Regions from separate parts of the Homo sapiens genome. Here region 2 is linked to region 1. A link is an interaction called in ENCODE POLR2A ChIA-PET data of the cell type or tissue named here. Cell type or tissue: Panc1. All regions are shown on one strand.

What was found. ChIA-PET counts read pairs that join two places held together with the same protein. Peaks named below come from ENCODE experiments on the same cell type or tissue, not always from the same donor. Only the 100,000 strongest peaks of a DNase experiment are listed, where the experiment ranks them.
Region 2: POLR2A ChIA-PET joins it to region 1 with 5 read pairs; 3 of 35 experiments call an interaction of 5 or more read pairs at or near these places.

Annotation. Positions count from the first base shown.
Region 1 is chr2:170,158,577-170,163,576 of GRCh38, reverse strand. No RefSeq gene overlaps it. Among named protein-coding and RNA genes, the nearest start is that of MYO3B, 17 kb to the left of the region's middle. In Panc1, no CTCF peak of the experiment used is centred here; no DNase peak of the experiment used is centred here; H3K27ac peaks cover 1,199 bases.
Region 2 is chr2:170,007,882-170,012,881 of GRCh38, reverse strand. It overlaps UBR3 (ubiquitin protein ligase E3 component n-recognin 3), which reads right to left. Exons shown (of 39, transcript NM_172070.4): 29 at 3,942-4,078. Among named protein-coding and RNA genes, the nearest start is that of MYO3B, 170 kb to the left of the region's middle. In Panc1, no CTCF peak of the experiment used is centred here; no DNase peak of the experiment used is centred here.

The DNA.
Region 1 (5,000 bases):
ATGCTATTAGCACAACCTGAAAGACAGCACATAATTGGTGGCACATTTAAAATTCTGTACAACGAAGTCTGCTGCTGCCATCGAGATGCCAGGGTGGGGAATAAGGGTGATCCAGTGCAACTGATGTACTTGCATAAACAGAGGAGAAATAAGCGTCCACTGGATCTTTTCCAGGTTAAATCTATCATAGGGCAGTAGGAGAGCAATGGGCTGGAAGTCAGGAGACTTGGGTTCCAGTTCTGACTACCAGCCAAGTCATCTCAAGGAAGTCACTTGAATTACTGTTAGTTTCTAAGCTCCTTCAGGGAGAGGGATGATGACTGGGTTGACTTTTGTTTTAACTGGATTAATTTTGAAGGACAAATAAAAAGCTCAAAATTAGCATAGAACACGAAGAGCATTCCGGACAGAGGGAATTCTAGGTGGCAAAAGAAAGCAGTTTAAAATGGCATGGCATGTTTGGGGAACCTTAAGTATTTTAGAATAGCTGGAGCATAAATACCAAGGAGAAGCAGAGGCAGTCGTGTGGGACAGAGACCTGACTGTGAGATCACGTATGCCATGCTGGGAAGCTTCAGCTGTATTCAGCATACGCAACTGGAGAGTCATCAAAGAGTTTTATCATAAAGAGCTCAATCAGGCCAGGCATGGTGGCTCATGCCTGTAATCCCAGCACTTTGGGAGGCTGAGGTGGATGGATCACTCGAGGTCAGGACTTCGAGATCAGACTGGCCAACATGGTGAAACGCCGCCTCTACTTAAAATATAAAAATTACCCAGGTGTGGTGGTAGGCACCTGTAATCCCAGCTACTGGGGAGGCCGAGGCACGAGAATCACTTGAACCTGGGAGGCGGAAGTTGCAGTGAGCCGAGATCATGTCATTGCACTCTAGCCTGGGTGACTGAGCGACTTTGCCTCAAAAGAAAAAAAAAAAAAAAGAGCTCAATTAGACAACCACGTACGAGGTTTAGAAAGAGCATTCTGGCATCACAGGGAAAAGGGGAGTGGTGGGCTGAAAGTGAAGGAAATGGGATAATGCCAACATGGCAGCAAAAATTCTAATTAGGAGGCTATGGCAGACGCTTCACCACTCTGTGGCTCAATGTCCTCATTATAAAATGACAAGTGTATTAGTCAGAAACTGTGTATAAGTGACAAAAACATGTCTCAAACCAGCTTTTTTTTTTTTTTTTTTTTCCAAAGGTGGTTTCTTGACTCATATTTCAGACATGTCCAGGGCTATACTGACTGACTTCAGGCATCACTCACAGGATTTCATCAGAGCGCTCTCTCTCTCTCTCTCTCTCCCCATCTTTCTAACAGGCTCTCTCCACCTGAGAAACAAGGTGGCCACAGCAACCCAAGATTGCTAATCCATAAAGTTAGTCCCCTCCACTGGCAGAACAGCACAAAAAGAAGTGTCCCAAGGAAAACTCCAACTGATCTGGCTTTGGTCATGTGTCTAGCCCTGAACCAATCACTGCGAATTGGGAAATGGAGCTCTCTGATTGGCCAGGCTGGAGTCACTGCCTACTCCTGTGAGATGTGAGCAGTGTCTGCCCCAGTCAAGCCACAAGGACTCCCCATGGGAAATGGGACTCCTGCGCCTTCCTCTCCCAGAGGAAAGGAGAAAGGATGTTGAGTGGGCAAAAACAACATTGGTTCACTAGAGGAGATGGGGTGAAAGGGCTTTAGGATCCACATACTGTAAGCCATGTTTTCACCATAAGCTCATTCAAATTTCTCCATCAGGCAAGGCTCCAAGAGCCTCAAGCCCCAGTCCAGGAGGGGAGTTGAGATATTTCTCACTATTGGCTTAACTTATTGGCTAAAGTTTGTTCTTTTGAGCTAAGACTGTACACACGCACACACACACACACACACACAGATCAAGAATGAACAGAAGCAAATGACTTCTTTAATTCTCGTATAATTCAGCTTTACACTAAAAAGAAAGTGAAGAAGTGGGGAAGAAAGGGAAGGAGGATAAATTCCAGTGAAGCAAGTGCTCTTTTTCTAAAGAAAAAACACTAGGGCTCAGAAACTCTGTTAAATTGTTTTTATTGTGAAACTGGAAAAGGTTCCAAAGAGAGCAACCCGGATGATTAAAGTCATAAATACGTTCTGAGAAAAGCTCAAGAATCTAGGATTTTTCACTACAAAGAGAAGATTAAGAAGACTGAATAAATGACATGCACCAGTAAAGTACTTGGTTCCTGTCTGCAATATTAGAGAGTTGTGCTAGACATAAAAAATAGCTGTACTTCTTTCCTCCTCTTTTTCCTCCTCTCCTCCCACTCTGCCTTTTGATTGAAAAGATGTGGGGGTATCTCAAAATGACAAAAACCTACTCGTGAAGGGATATTGAAAGTTAAAATAATTACTAGAGTAGGGCGAGAAAAGAAAGAGAGAAGCCGACAGATTCTCAGGATAGGTATTAGATTACTGGTTCCATACAACATGAAGGAGAACTAAATGATGCTGAGGTTTCTTGTGCTTCAGTCTAATCTTAAAATTAAATTAGGTGATAATGTATATTCTTCTCACTTGACTTTTAGCCGTATTTCAAAAACCACCCTCCCCATACCTTAAAATATACAAATGTAAAAAAAAATTAGTCAAACAATATTCTATTTACACATCACTTAACACTTCAAGAAAACAATAAAGTGGTGTCACTCTAACATCTTTGGTTTCAAAGTACCATGTAGGATAAATGCATTTCTAATTAAAGACTTCCAAACTTTCAAAATGAAACAAAAATTTGCAAAATGAAACTAAGAAACCAAGTAACACTTAATTTTGTTATATTTAGCCTCATGTCAGCTATTTTTGTTTTAAAGTGGTTTATGATTCAATTGGCAAATGTTTAGGGAACGTATCTCATGTGCAAAATATTATCCTAGACACGGTGGAGAAAACAAAGAGGCAAAAGGAAAAGTCTCTACTGGCATGAAGCTTATAATTAAGTTGTGTAGACAAAGCATAAGTATTGTTACAAGTTAAATAAAAATGTATAAGAATGCATTATGGGCCAGGCACTGTGGCTCACACCTGTAATCCCAGCACTTTGGGAGGCCGAGGTGGGTGGATCACCTGAGGTCAGGAGTTGGAGACCAGCCTGACCAACATGGTGAAACCCCATCTCTACTAAAAATACAAAATTAGCTGAGCAGGCTGACGCATGCCTGTAGTCCCAGCTACTTGGGAGGCTGAGGCAGGAGAATCACTTGAACCCAGGAGGCGGAGGTTGCAGTGAACCAAGATCACATCATTGCACTCCAGCCTGGGCAACAAGAGCAAAACTCCATGTCAAAAAAAAAAAAAAAAGCGATATAACAAATATCACGTGGCAGGTTGCAATTAAGTACAAAATAATAAGTGCAAGAAACTCCCAGTCTCAAGCAGGGGTCATCACTGTGGGCTGGGGAGACTGCCTGGAGGAGGAAGTCCTGAAGGGGTCCTGCAAGCTGACTGAGAGTCACAGGAGAGGGCTGCACAGCTGAGAAGCAGGAATGTGAGGCTTAAATCAAGAATCTAGAAAGCAAACAAGAGAACCAGCATAGGGGCTCTCCAGGAGGCAGTGGGATCAGCCTGGGTGGATGTTTTGGCACAACCCTGGACTTCAGTTCTTTGGGGTTTAGAAGTTTCTTAAGAGAATCTCAAATAAAATTGTCATTTTGGGACCAGGGGTCTGGTTGCAATTGGTTTATTTGTATATACTGCTTACTGTGTTCCAGATGCAGTTCCAAGTGCTTTTTAAAGATTAACTCAATTCATCTTCATGACACCCCTTTGAGGTAGGTATTAGGAAGCTAATGCACAGAGTGGTTACAGTAACTTGCCTATGGCCACACCATTAATAAGGGATGGAACCAGTATTTGCAGCCAGCAGTCAGGCTCCCAGGTCTGTCCTGCTCAGCACCATGTTATACCCTACAAAGAAGACCAGGGCAGAATGTGCCTCCTGGAAGCAGGTCAGGAGTCCCCACCCAGGGCTTGAGAACTGAGTCAGGGTGATGGTGGAAGGAGGGGAGAAGGACACTGGAGGAATAAGGAATAGGAATAGATAATATAATGACTGGTTAGATATGAGTGGGGGAGGACAGCAAGGGAGAGGGGATAGGGAGTGGGGCTAGGGGTGATAAGAAAGGAAAATTCAAAGGGACTTGGAATTTTTAATTTTTATGCTTCCCCTGGTGAGGAGCAGGTCTACTCAGGGATAATGAGTCCAAATTTTGACCCAAAAAGTATGAGCTCCTTGAAGTCAGACAAATCTCAGTTTGAATCTGGCTGTGTGGCTTTGGGAAAGTTTCACAATCTCTCTGTGCCTCTTCTCCATCTCTAATGGGAACAATTCCAATAGCTGAGGTGATGTAAATCAAGAGTCTGGCACAGTGTCTGACAGGAGAAAGCCTTCCATTCAATGTCTTTAAGCCACTGGAGGTGTGGAACCCAGAGCCTGGACATGAGTTCATGGCTAGACAATTTGGATTTGGGGATGGAGAGAAGGCAGAGCTTGAAATAATCAGGAAAACAGCAATGTGACTGCCACTGTGCTGGGCTCTTCGCATGCTTTATTTTATATAATTCTCACAACAACCCAACAAGGCCATTTAAAGATGAGAAAACTGGCTTAGGAAGGATGAGTAAGAGGCAGCTTTTCCAGCCTGGGTCTGCCTAACTCTGAAGGCCTCAATCCTCACAGCTCATTGCCTCCCCAGCTGGTGTTATGAGAGGTGAGATCACCAAGAGATCGCCAGAGACTATCAGGGTTGGGGAAGATGGATGGAGACTGAATGGGAAAAGAGACCGAGAGGGATTATGGGAGTTTCTTTCCCTCCCCAGCCTCTCGTAGTCATGGATGCCGTCTGCAAACTGTGGGTATAAGCTGGCAAACAGTGGTTTTTTTTTTAAAACACCCAAATGTCAAAAGAGGAGTTTGGCAAAGTGGCTTTGTGCATATCATCTACACCACATGGGGAATCTCCAGTCAACT
Region 2 (5,000 bases), 150 kb after region 1:
TCCCCCCATTCAACACTAACTTCTATTTTAGACTATAATTTGAAAAGCAAACGTGTGTACACACACTACACACCCCACATTCTCAAACACACGTTGGTTTGGTGAAAAGGGCAAAGCTTCTGGAAAGAGATCTAGGTTCAAGGCCTGAGTCTACCACTCAGTAGTTGAGCAAGTTACTCAATTTCTCAGGGGGAAAAAAAAAAAAAAACCAGTATCTTCATCCATACCACAGCCTATATTATACAAGAGGCAATTCAACTTTTAACTTCTCCAGGAAGCTTTCCTGGGACAGAAAGAAGGACTTACACATATTTTATATTTCAATTTGCTCATCTTCCCTTTAGAAGTTCTACAGTGCTTTCTCTATATGATATTTTTAAAAACAAATTATATTCTGTTATATAGATTGATGTTATATTAGTTCCATCTCTCCAACTAAACTGTAAATTCATGGAGAACAGGGACTATTTCAAATATAGCTTCTAAATCCCCAGGGTACCTGATAAGATGCTTAAAAAGAAAAAAAATGGGAACTGACAACATCTTTCTTTTGATATGTAACCAATTATAAGATTCTCTTTAGCCCTTGCAGTTTATTTTCTTTCTTTTCCTAACTCTTCCATTCCCTTAAACCCAGTATTGACCCCACCAAGCCCCAAAAAAGGATTGTTTTAGGAAAGAATTTTTTGTTTTTTTAAAAAGATTCATAATTTGGTATTTAGCAAGCGTCCCTTTTATTTTGAACATGATTAGTTTACAAAGTAACCTATGAAGGTACATTCACTCTATTGAGTACCCACCATTTAAAGATGTCTCTCCACCTACATTGCAGTTACTTATGTTTCATTTTCTTTCCATTTTTCTCTATACAAACCACCTGCTACTCACCAGTATCTCTAGACTATATGAAACTTGAGTCCAAAAATCCTTGGAAAAATCAGTTACTGAAATTCATGTCATTCATTGTTTCAAGAACAAAATAATGATTGGTATTGAAAAAAGAAAACCTTCTTCCCCCCAATTTGGTTTCCATTATCTGTATAGATGACTGACATGTGTAATAAAATGAAAATTTTGGAAATATATTGAAACTTGAATGTAATGATTTTGATTAATTTTTAGATCATTTTAAATTTGAATGGATTTTCCAACAGTTTCTTCTCTGATACCCTCAGAAAATTCTCCAAGGCTTCACCATGCAAATAAAATTTAAAACCAAAAGACATGTACTGTCTTACAAAAAAAAAAAAAAAAAGAAAAGCTGTAAAACTCACCAGAAATACTTTGTTTCTAAATATCCAAAATTCAAACCCTCTGAAGAGCAAACAAAATTACTTATTCAGCAGGGAGAAATCCAGCTCTAAGAAATGAGGGTTGTATTCCACTCACGTTACTAATACTAAATACAAATAAATGTGCAAGTTCTAATGAATTATACATTTAAAAATCACTACATTTAATTCAAAACTTAATTCAAAGTAAGTTTATTGCTAAATATTCTACTTAAATATTTAAATATTGCTAAATATTTTAATGTTCACCTTTTAGGAATGTTATATGTTATGCATAAATAAGTTATATGTTATGCATAAAAGGCCTGGTTTCCTGTTTTGAGAAAATTACAATGTATTTAAATACAACATACTTTTTTCCTTCAATATATGTTGTTAATTTCTGAGTCAATTTGTTTATCTTATTTTTTATTTCTTTAGACAGGGTTTTGCTCTGTTGCCCAAGCTGAAGTGCAGTCGCTCAATCACAGCTCACTATAGCCTTGACCTCTCATTTCTTGTAGCTCAAGGGATCCTCCCATCTCAGCCTCCCAAGTAGCTGGGACTACAGATGTGTGCCACCAAACCTAGCTAATTTTTTTTTATTTTTCATAGAGATAGGGTTTTACTATGTTGTCCAGGCGGGTCTCAAACTCCTGGTCTCAAGCAATCCTCCTGCCTTGGTCTCTCAAGTTCTGAGATTATGGTGTGAGCCACCATGCCCAGCCTTTGTTTTCTTTGTAATGACTAAGTAAAACTTAGAGAAGGAATGCCGCCTCACTGGAAGAGCTTTGCAATATTTTGGGGAATTCCAAGCAAAAGATAATAAAGTTTTAAAGTGTTATATACACTCATTTTCAGAATTATTGTTTTGCTGCTTTAGAATTTATTAAGTTTCAGAAAAGGATGGGGGAAGTATATTTTCTCTGTTTCTCCGTTTACACCTTAGTAAAGCATTCGACATCTGTCCCTGCTTCTCTAAAAAATAGAGAAACCAAAATGTCTTGATCCAGAAGGTCTCCCACTATCACTGCAAGCTTTTTTCTGTAAGTTACTTACAAACTTAAACCAAGAAATAAGGATCTAAAACTTCCACTAAATTATATTTAAATCAAATTGTTTGATTTATCATACTACAGGAAAATTCCAATGACAGATTATTCCCATTCAATAAAGATTTTCTTAAAAGGTCAACTCTAATAAAATTAAAGGCATAAATAAATGAGCAACATAAATGTGTGTAGGTCTGTGATTGTGTATAAATATGTATAACAGAACTGAGTTGATCCATATTCAACCCAATCGTCTACAATGTTATAATCACAATATCATATGGAAGTTCTGTAAAACCTTGGCACCCTGGCAAAGTTAAATTATATTGTTTTGTTTTCACATAGTGTCTTTTATTGCAAGAATGTAGTAACTAGTAACTCTCCAGAAACAAAATACTAAATGTTATGTCTTCCCCAAAAACATTCTAGATAAACAAGAGGCTAGGAATATATAGACTACAAAGTTACTTTCCAATCCATTAAATCCTTTTACATCAACCCATGTCCAGTATTTGCATTCTCAGACCAACTAATGTTCCTTATCTTGAGCTCTAATTTGCTTGCTGCAATTATTCTAAATCTGGTTCCATTTCTCCTGGGTTCCAAAGGCTATGTATAGTTCATTTACTCTTTTGTTACCCTCTGTTCCAGGAGTGGACCAGAGAGAATAGCCATGATCAACTATATACATAATAGAACCTATAAAAGCTAAACATAGGAGAGGAAAAAGGAAGATAGCAATTGAAAAAAACAGTAAACCTTGACTCAAGAGATCCTACTCTGCCACAGACTTGCTGTATTGACCTCAAGTCACATTACCTCTCTAAATCTTACCTATTACAATACTACTTAGATAAAATATAAAGTATGCTTCCAAAGATATTCAAGGATGTACAGAGTCAGTTTTGGCAGAATGCATTTACAAGTTCTTAGTTGTGTCTGTTTTTCCTCTATTTACTGCTTTTATGGTTCTGCATTTTCACTCAAGTTTTCCAAAATTCCTATTTAGAACTACTGCTTCTGTATTGCATACAATTAGACTAATCCTTCCTAATCTGAAAGATGAGAAACATTCACTTCTAACAGCTTTCTTGAGCCCCTTACTCACTACAAATTGAGGTTTAGAACATGCCTGATCCCTTGCTTCCTCTCCCTTATCTGATTCTTCTAAACTCCTGTCTTTTAGGTTATCACTAGATCTTTTCGGTTTCTATTTAAAACAAAGTTCTTCTATTTCTTACTGTTCTTATTTTTCCATAAATCAAAGTGTTTAACATATTACAACGTTTTAGTTCTCAGTATTATCACTTTTTGACAGGTCTCATAGATAATACTCACATGTTCGAGGTACATATCTGCCCCAAAATGTTAGTAACATACTTTCCCCCATGTACTATAATGTTTAGTAACATTTATGCAAATATTTCATTAAAATAAAACCTCTTCAGGAAATAAAGCTGCACAGTTATAGTTATCCTAGCAGGCACTAAAACTAGCCATAATTTCAACTGATATTAAAAATATGCATCCTTTAAATAAATAAAACAAATATTTATTAAATAATAAAATCAACTATTAATAGTAAGTAAACTAAAAAGTATACACTATATATACCTACCTAGCAACAGAGTACATAAAGAGAAAATCATTGTCTGGTGAGCCCGGGGTCTTGCTATAGTCTCTATATTTCTTCTGAGTGGTATTTTTTATATCTTTCATTACAGATTCCATTTCTTTACTTAAATTTGTTTCTGACTATAAAAAAATGCAAACATACATATAAAGTTTATATTCACTTTCTTTAATAATGGTCTGAAACTAGAATGTTTATTATATGAACATAGTAGGAAATTAAAATTAAAAAGTCAAAACAGAACATTATCTATTATAAATATATTTAGTGTACAAAGTTAAACCAATCAAAAAATACTCTCTAAACAGTGATCTTTTATTCTAATTCTACATTGTGACTGGTAACACTGTAATCCAACTATGAATTAACCACATAAATTATGCTAAGCCAATGAGATGATGGTATTAAAATAATATGTTAGAACAAAGTTTCCATGTCTATAAAAAACCTGACTTTCATTTAAGTTCATTTTTCAAAGAATAATATCAATGTCCCGTAAGTTTAAGCATATTTTAAACACATAAGAATTTGGATTTATAAAATTTTAAAAAGACCACAAATTCTAAAATTAGTCTTCGCTTGAGAAAGGGAATTGCCAGATGAATCTATCTAGGTTTAAAGTATGCATTTCTGTTTCAAAAGTCAAATATTCACAATTTTCACAAATTTACTACATAAACCAGACACAGCTGTCACTTCTCTCAGAGACCATATCACAAATCTATAATGAAGGTGAAATTTTTTTTTATGAAGGTGAAATATTTTAAGAATTTAGACCAAACAAATCCTACTGGATGGGATAAAAGATGAGTTCCCCCCTACAGTAGTCTGACTTGTGATGAACAGTTCAATCAATTACACAATATTTTATCTCTCGAATACACATACACACAGTAAATACATGTGCATGTCTGTGTAAATATATCTTCTTAATCCTAATATACCTAATGGGCATATTTTTAAGTGATTAAATTGTGTTTTATATTGAGATACATACACACACACACACACACAGAGTATATATAGCTTGTTTTTTAAATAATT